Linked DNA regions of Homo sapiens: region 1 is linked to region 2. Evidence: chromatin contacts called from ENCODE Hi-C data. All regions are on one chromosome and are shown on one strand. Each heading gives the region's core, a stretch centred on a gene start or an enhancer-like site at or near the end of the contact. The rest is flanking DNA. Distances are from core to core; before and after follow the strand shown. Region 1 overlaps RABGAP1L (RAB GTPase activating protein 1 like). Region 2 overlaps PRDX6-AS1 (PRDX6 antisense RNA 1).

Region 1 (4,403 bases), core at 1,316-3,815, 790 kb after region 2:
GCTGGGTGTGGTGGTGCACACCTGTAATCCCAGCTACTTGGGAGGCTGAGGCAGGAGAATTGCTTGAACCAGGGAGGTGGAGGTTGCAGTGAGCCAATGTTGCGCCATTATATTCCAGCCTGGGCGACAAGAGCGAAACTCCATCTCAAAAAAAAAAAATAATAATAATAAAATAAAATCTAATTTAAAAATGGACAATAGATTTGAATAGACATTTCTCAAAAGAAGATATACAAATGGCAAAAAGGCATATGAAAAGGTGCTTAGCAACACTGATCATCAGAGAAATGCAAATCAAAACTACAATGAGATATTATCTCACCCCAGGTAAATTGGCTTTTATTCAAAAGTCAAGCATTAACAAATGCTAGTGAGGATGTGGAGAAAAGGTAACCCTGGTACACTGTTGGTGGGAGTATGCATTAGTACAAGCACTATGAAGAACAGTTTATATGTTCCTTAGAAATCTAAAAATTGAGGTTTCACATGATTCACCAATCCCACTGCTAGGTATATACTCCGAAGAAGAGATATCTGCACTCCCTTGTTTATTGCAGCACTACTCACAGCAGCCAAGATTTGGAAGCAACGTTAAGTGTCCATCAACAGATAAAGAAAATGTATACATATACAGTGGAGTACTATTCAGCCATAAAGAAGAAGGAGATCCTGTCATTTTGCAGCAACATGGATGAAAGCAGATGTCATTAGGTTAAGTGAACAGGCACAGAAAGACAAAGTTCACACATTCTCACTTATTTCTGATTGCTAAAAATTGGAATAATTGAACTCATGTAGATAGAGAATTAGAACAATGATTACCAGAAGCTGAAAAGGGTAGTGGGAAGGTGGGATGGGTAAGGGACATGGGGATGGTTAATAGGTATGAAAAAATAATTAGAAAGAATGAATAAAACCTAGTATCTGCTAGCACAGCAGGGTGAATGTAGTCAATTTAATTGGACATTTAAAAATAACTAAGAGAATAATTGAATTGCTTCTAACACAAAGGATAAATGCTTGAGGTGATGGATACTCCATTTGCCCTGATGTGATTATTATGCATTTCATGCCTATGTAAAAGTATCTCACATAACACATTAATATATACACATGTACCCACAAAAATTAAAAATAAAGGAGTAAAAAAGTAATTTTTTAAATAATTTTATACTGCATGTAACCCATGTACAAGTAGTGCCATTACCTTGTAACAGGATATTTCCAATTCCTCCCTCTCTCCCCCTCCCCTTTTTTTTTTTGCCATTGCTGTCATGTTTTTTTTTTTTGTCCATGTGGTATAATCATCCAATACATTTATTCTTCCTTTTATCACATAGATCCACATTTTTGACCTATATAATTTTCTTTCTGTCTGAAGAACTACTTTTAATCTTTCTTTCAAGCCAGATATGCTGGCAATGATTTTTCTTGGTTTTTGCTTGTTTTGGAACTTGTGTGATTAAGGAATTATAATGAGAAAGTGATGGGGGCAAGGGTGTATTGGGCCTTGTAAGTCTTGGGAAGCAGTTTGAATTTTATTTAAATTTTAGTGAAAAGGTTTTGGTCTGGAGTTTTCATGTAATCTAATTTATTTTCCGAAAAAAAATTAAATAAATTGGCAGCTTTGTGAACAATGACGTAGATTGAGGGAAGAAGACTGGAAATAGAAGATGGGTTAGGAGGCTTTTACAGTAGATAAGAGCATTGTTTGGACTAGAGTGGTAGTAGTAGTAGACAGAAAAATGGATAGATGTGAGTCTTATTTTGGAAGTGGGTCTGACATGACTTGCTGATGTGAGGAGTAAAGAAGTGGAGGTGAATCAAGGATGATATCCAGGTTTCGTGTTCAAGTAACTTTGTAGAAGATAGTGGTGTTATTTACTGAAATGGCAAATCGGGACTGGAAACAAGTTTGGAGGAGACATTAGGAATTCCATTTTGGTCATGTTTCATTTAAGATACGATAAGACTTCCACATGGAAATATCAAGTAGAGAGGTGAATTTCAGGGCAGGAATTTAGAGAAGGTATTTGAGTTGGGATAGAAATTTGGAAGACTGTTAGCCTGCAGATGGTATTTTCGTCCATGACAATGACAGACATTACTTAGAGTGTGTGACAAGGGAAAAGGTCAGGATCTGAACTCAGGGAATTTCTAACATTTAGAAATCAGGTAGAGGAGCAGCAACCTGAGAAGGACTTGAAGGATTGACCACAGAAAGACATCTGGAATATGTGGTGTGTTGGCAGTTAAGGATTCATCGTGCAGTCTGGAAGAGTAAAGACCTGGCTTGTAACACATTCTGCATTTTTAGAAACAAAATATACAAAGTGAGAAAAAAACCTTCAGAGGACAGATGAATGTCGCTTGGGTTTTAAAAAGGAAGGGTGTTAACATGCATAACAGAAATAAATGATGGCTAGCTAATTACACTGGTCCAGGAGTATGGTTATTCTTTATTTTGATATTCTTGAAATTTTTGATTTTTTATAAAGTTGGAAAGTAATTACTTTTTAAAAGATACACATGTAACTTGAAGCTAGACTCATTCTTTTTATTGCCAAGAGTAATGGTGTTAGTGTCACCTAATGGCAAAATGGAATATTGCAGCTATACTTATAGGCTATAATGAAAAGGTAACCTAATTAGAAAGAAAAATAACATTTCTGGGGGGATTTTAGGCATGGATCAGTAGACTTACTATGGCTTACAAGGTCCCGTGTTCTTTAGCCCTAGCCTGCTTGTCCTGCCCCTCTATCACATTACTCATTTGGTCACTGAGCAGATTGTGTAATAGTAGGGTTCTTTTTTGTCTTTCAGGTTTAGGCTCAGATATTTTCCTCTCAGAGAGCTTTTTCCTACCACCTTAATTTGTCCGTATACTTCCCATAGCTACTGTTTGTCACATTAACGTGTTTATTGTTTGCATAGCCTTTAGAGTGACTTGGAATCACCATTTGCTCCCTTTTTATTTGTTTTCTTACTAGTATGTAAGCCCCAGAAGTGCAGGCTACTTGTTTTCCTTATTCACTTAGGTAACCTCAGGGCTGAGTTGTGTCTGTTATATAGTGTATGTCTGCAGTTAAACTTAGTTGTGTGAGTACATGAACTTCTGGATATGATAGTGAGTGTTGTTTCTATGCTGTAGAGATCTATCCAGAAAACAGAATTACACTGTGTTTGATTACTGAAACATTATTTGCTACGTGAAGGCAATATAGAAGCTTTTTTCTTTTTCTTTTTGGTGTTAATAAGTGATAATGTGTCAGGAAAGAGAAGCTATATGTCTTAGGATGTTGAATTCTGTATTAGTCAACTTTAGTTACTCAGAAAAAATATTTGCAGGTACAATATTCGGTCTTGAGGAGATAAGTTTTTTTTTGAAGCATTTAGATTTAATTAATATAGCAGTGTCAGTGAATATGGTTTTGTGTCTGTGTGTGCATTTGTAGGTATTTCTAGTATCATTTAATTATTTCCTCTATTAAAAAGAAAACAGTATTTCTAAGAGAAATGAGAGTGAGTGTGTCAGGTAAACAGTGATAAATCTGGTTGAGATATGGACTGGTTTGTGTAAATTTTTAGGTAACAATATGGCTCTATTAGTCTGGAAACTTAGGATGAAGAGAGAGTACATTTCCATTAAGTGGCTCAGTCCAAGAAGGTAGCCTCCCTAACTTTGAGATAATTATCTAGCCAGCAGGATTCTTCTTCACATAAACCATTTTTAAAGCTTTATTAGTTCATGTTTTTAATTAGTTCATGTTTTTAATCAGTAGGTTTTTTTTTTTAATCCCTTTTGTTTTTCCAGGTGGTTGTGGGAAGAGAAGTTTGCAGAACTGAAATGGAGGTCAGAGCTTCATTACAGAAGGTTAGTGGATCATCTGATTCTGTGGCTACAATGAACAGTGAAGAATTTGTTTTGGTTCCTCAGTATGCAGATGATAATTCTACAAAACATGAAGAAAAACCTCAACTGAAGGTATTTTTTTCTTTTCTACATATGGTATAATTTTTAATTAAAAACTATTTGAAACTTAGGAGATGTGTAAAATGCAAAGGTTTTTCTCAAGTGCTGACTTTCAAAATAAAATCAATGTTTGATTTATCCAGACCCTAATTATTTGGTTTGTGTATTTTAAAAAGTTCTTGCTTTTGGTTGTTTACCTTTTGATTTGGAATTTTAGGGGGAAGAATAAAAGAAGAAAAAGAAGAGAAAGGATTTTTTGGTGAATTAGACATAATGGTTAAATTTTACATTACTTTATCTGGATGTTTTTGTTTCTCTTACTGCTGGGTTTTAGAAGTTAATTAAATGTTTTGCTTTCACTTGAGAGACTTTTTTCTTTATGATTTTTATGTTTTAAATCAGCTGGTAACGTTCCGTTGTGTGATTTAAC
Region 2 (4,263 bases), core at 1,327-3,826:
AACTAAGTTCAGAAACTACACTGACAGTGTAAAGAATGTCATCGGGAAAAAAGAGAGACATGAGATTTTTCTACCATGTATGAAGTCGTTTTGACAGAAAAATGAAACCTGACTCTGATAAGTCTCTAGAGTCAACTATAATCATGCATCCCTTAACGACAGCAATACATTCTGAGAAATGTGTTATTAGGTGATTTCATTGTGTAAATATCACAGAGTGTACTTACACAACCTGGATGGTATAATCTACTACACACTTAGGCTATATGGTACAGCCTATTGCTCCCAGACTACAAACCTGTACAGCATGTTACTGTACTGAAAACTGTAGGCGACTGTAACACAATAGTGTGTATTGCAACATATCTAAACATAGAAAAGGTAATGTGTTGTGCTACCATGTTACAATGGCTACATAACTAAGCAATGGGAATCTTTCAACTCCATTATAATCTTTTTTTTTTTTTTTTTGAGATAGAATCTTGCTTTGTTGCCCAAGCTGAAGTGGTGCGATCTTGGCTCACTGCAACCTTCACCTCCCAGGTTCAAGCGATTCCTGCCTCAGCCTCCCAAGCAGCTGGGATTACAGGCACCCGCCACCACACCCGGCTACTTTTTTTATTTTAGTAAAGACAATGTTTTGCCATGTTAGCCAGGCTGGTCTCCAACTCCTGGCCTCAAGTGATCCACCCGCCTCAGCCTCCCAAAGTGCTGGGATTACAGGCGTGAGCCACCACGCCCGACCTCTATTATAATCTTATGGGACTACCATCCATAATGGTTCATCGTTGACAGAATATTTTGTTATGAGGGGCATGACTGTACTAATTTACAAGAAACAGAAAATGGAGGATACTGTTACAGAGGACCACAGGCATCCAATCCATAAAAATCTACAGGACAAAGTACTCAGTTTTTCAACTGATTGCCAGGATAACAAAACAGAGAGGGACATGGAAGGGGAATCTATGGAATAAAAGATTTAAGAGAAAAAGGAACCAACTATAATATGTGCAGCTGATTTTTATCTTAATTCAAACAAGCTGTAAAAATTGTGCATATGCATTTATGAGATAATTATAAATTTAAATACTGACTAGTTTATGATATTAATGAATTATTGCTAATGTTAGTTGAATTTATTGTTTTGTGGTTACTTTTTAAAAAGGAATTATTATCTATAGAACTACATATTGAAATATTTGCAGATGAAATAACATATTGGCTGGGAGCAGTGGCTCATGCCTGTAATTCCAGCAATTTGGGAGGCCAAGGCAGGAGGATCACCTGAGGTCAGGAATTCGAGACCAGCCTGGCCAACATGGTGAAACCCCGTATCTACTAAAAATACAAAACTTGTGGCCAGGCATGGTGGCAGGTGCCTGTAATCCCAGCTATTCGGGAGTCTGAGGCAGGAGAATTTATTGAATCTGGGAGGCGGAGGTTGCAGTGAGCCGAGATTGTGCCACTGCACTCCAGCCTGGGTGACAGAGCAAGACTCTGTCTAAGGAAAAAAAAAAAGAAAGAAAGAAAGAAATAACATATCAAATTTGCTCCAAAATAATACAGGAGAGAGGATATGTGTAAAACAAAATCAGGCCACATGCTGCTAATTGTTAAAGCTGGACAAAAAGTACATGGGGACTTATTACACTATTATCTCTACTTGTATGTATCTTTGAAATTTTTTTCATGTTAAAACATTTCTTTAAAAAAAAAGAGTATTATGAAAGTATCTGGTTTCTACGAAAAATGATTATTTTTCCAAAAGAGAGAAAAGACTGGCCCCCCTCTTTCTTGTATTTCCTCACCTCTCCAAATAATCTGCTCACATTTGTCACACTTAGACATGTGCTCCCGACCCAAACAGAAAAGAAAAAGTAACCAGAATTCTTGTAGCATCTGTTAGGTGCTAAATAAGTAGAAAGAGTTCTAGTTTAAAATGTGTGACATTCACTTGTGAAGACAGAGAAGCTGAGAGGGGACCCCGTCCTTTGTTAGATGCTGCTCTGCTCATTCTCCATGGCTCTTGGAAACAAGAGCCCAAAGAGAAACTGGTCCTCAAGAGACAGATCCAAGACTGAGCACAGGCTACGCCACAACCTCCACCAGCTGTGGGAAAAGACCATGTGGGGTGTGAATGGCAGCACCCAGCACTGTGCCTGCCGCGTGGTGGCGCTTTATAAATGTTTGAGAAGGGAGAGAGGAAGTTGATTTAGTGGGTTTAGTTTTTAATTGGGTCTGAATAAAAGGTGAGCTTTTGCAATATCCTCTAATCCCCCTCATATATCCTTGTTGCAGAAGGAAAAGTTGAGTGAGAATGTAATTGCCAAGACCCCTTAAAGTGACATTGGTCATAGCAAATGTAGCAGCTTCCTGCCTTACTAAGAACTTTTAGGACGTGCTGGGCTGACGCTGTCAGCTGCTGCTTTGTAAAAATAAGCCCTATAATTAGATTGCTACTCCTTATGAAGCCCACTCAAGTGCTATCCTTTATTTTTAACCTTTATCACAGTCCTCAAGACAGAGTGTGTAGGGCCTCGCCCACAGCTGCTGAGTCAAACCCCAGCAGGCTCCACCCTTCCTGCTCCCAGCTGCATTCCGCTAAAAAAAGGCCTGCCAGCAGCCTACGCAATGGAACGCGGGGTCTAAGCACACAGACGGTTGCAGGGAATCTAATATCCAGGCAGCACTGAGAAAGAACAGCTGCGCCAAATTTGAATCTTCTTTATTTACTCAGCCAGGCAGCTAACACACACAAATAACATTGTTTCATCTTGAATGCACAGAATTCACAACTGCCTTCTTAGCTCACTCCTGTTGCTCAACAATCCTTTTTTACACTTGCATGTTTAATGTAAATAACTTTCACAGAGTCTTCCACTTTCTCTGTATCGATATTACGAACCTGTTGGCATAGTTAGTTGAGACAATAAACATTTAATAATCTTGTGGGTCAGGAGTGGGAATGCCAGAGGAATGCTTATAGCAAAGTCAAGGGAAAGTATTATAGGGCAAAGGGATGTAATGGGGATTTCATTATATTTTGTTGCTTTCTTTTTTGTTGCTTATAACTTGGTATTCACATTCTCTAACAGATTCTTTGAAAAAGTGTGTGCATAGCAAATAGGGCTCCATTTAAATGGACACATTAGGGTGAAGGGTCTATAGAGTTGTTCACTGCAGGAATTAATGTCATACTCTGTCTGCACAAATAATTGTATTAGGTGACAGGCAATACCAACGTTTATATAATTTGTGCTATATATAGCAGATGTAACTCAGAGGCTGTGTACTTAATCCTATAAAAATCTCAACATAAGACACTCTTCCTCCAGTGCCCACAGATCCCACAAACCCTTTGCATTCTAATTAAAGCTCTGCTGGGGTTAAGGCTAATTGGTAATAAAACCCAGGCCTGTGAGAAAGCCTTTCTGTAAAACAAAGAATCCATTTGTCATGCAAATAAGCAGCCTCCAAAGTGGTAAATTTGAATTTTGAATGTTCACCTGTTATCTTAACATTTCTTAGAATGTGGTTCAGCCAGTAATTGCTAGATCATTATTTTCCAGTTTTCCTCATTGCCATCCTTCAAAGAGCTAAAGGGCATGTTATTTGTATTGTTAAATTAATATTTTGTTGTTGTAGACCTAAAGTAAATGAATCACTGTAGTTGTCTTTGGTTTTCTTTGGAGAATGTGTTTGCATTCTAAATATTTTCCAATACAATAATTTCTTTGAGAAAATTTGTCGGTTTCCTTAAATAATAATCTTCAGGTTAGGCTTGAAATTCAAAAGTATGGTGGTTCCTTCCTGATGAAGGTCCTTAAAGGTCTTTACACTCCATTCTTGAGGAAGTTTCTGGGCACTAGAGGGCGCTCTCAGCACACTGGGACGGGATTTGTTAGTTGCACAGAATTAAGAGCCATGCGCTGATTGTTGGGCCTTGGGCCCTGCTGGGGGCCCAAAATCAGCCTGCAGAAAGAAGCCACCTCCGTGAGCCTGCATTGGCTCTCAACTGCAAAGTGCCAATTCATCTGCCTTCAGTGAACCAACTGACCAAACCAACTGCTGAGCTTTCTCCCCCAGGGGAAAGGCTGGCTGCTACAAAGATTCTTTTTTACTCATTTCTGAATAAAATATTTCATGGTCAACAATTGTTTTCACATGCACTACCTTGCCTGCTGTCCTTCACTGACAACATTTCAGGGTCTCGCAAGGCATGGAATACAATGCATGTTCAGGACTGCAACCTGATGGTGA

The links. A loop is a pair of places that touch in the nucleus more often than their neighbours do. Pooled maps may share reads with other maps.
Region 1: a map of B cell shows a loop between it and region 2 (23-fold over the local background). The contact joins two enhancer-like sites. A Hi-C loop is called at or near these places in 29 of 168 maps with a recorded cell type or tissue (A673, B cell, CD4-positive, alpha-beta T cell and 23 more), 25 of 37 single-sample maps with no recorded cell type and 39 of 50 pooled maps.

The regions. Positions count from the first base shown.
Region 1 is chr1:174,215,311-174,219,713 of GRCh38, forward strand. RABGAP1L (RAB GTPase activating protein 1 like) reads left to right here. Exons shown (of 26, transcript NM_001366446.1): 2 at 3,815-3,985. The coding sequence starts at 3,848. Among named protein-coding and RNA genes, the nearest start is that of RABGAP1L, 58 kb to the left of the region's middle. Within about 2 kb of position 2,566, at least 3 of the 41 ENCODE cell types and tissues checked have a DNase peak (open chromatin) inside an H3K27ac peak, as active enhancers do.
Region 2 is chr1:173,427,500-173,431,762 of GRCh38, forward strand. All of the region lies in intron 1 of PRDX6-AS1 (PRDX6 antisense RNA 1), which reads right to left. The region is part of intron 2 of LOC100506023 (a long non-coding RNA gene); the gene reads right to left. It also overlaps a transcript of TNFSF4 not described here. Among named protein-coding and RNA genes, the nearest start is that of PRDX6-AS1, 32 kb to the right of the region's middle. RefSeq lists an enhancer at 3,771-4,065. Within about 2 kb of position 2,577, at least 34 of the 41 ENCODE cell types and tissues checked have a DNase peak (open chromatin) inside an H3K27ac peak, as active enhancers do.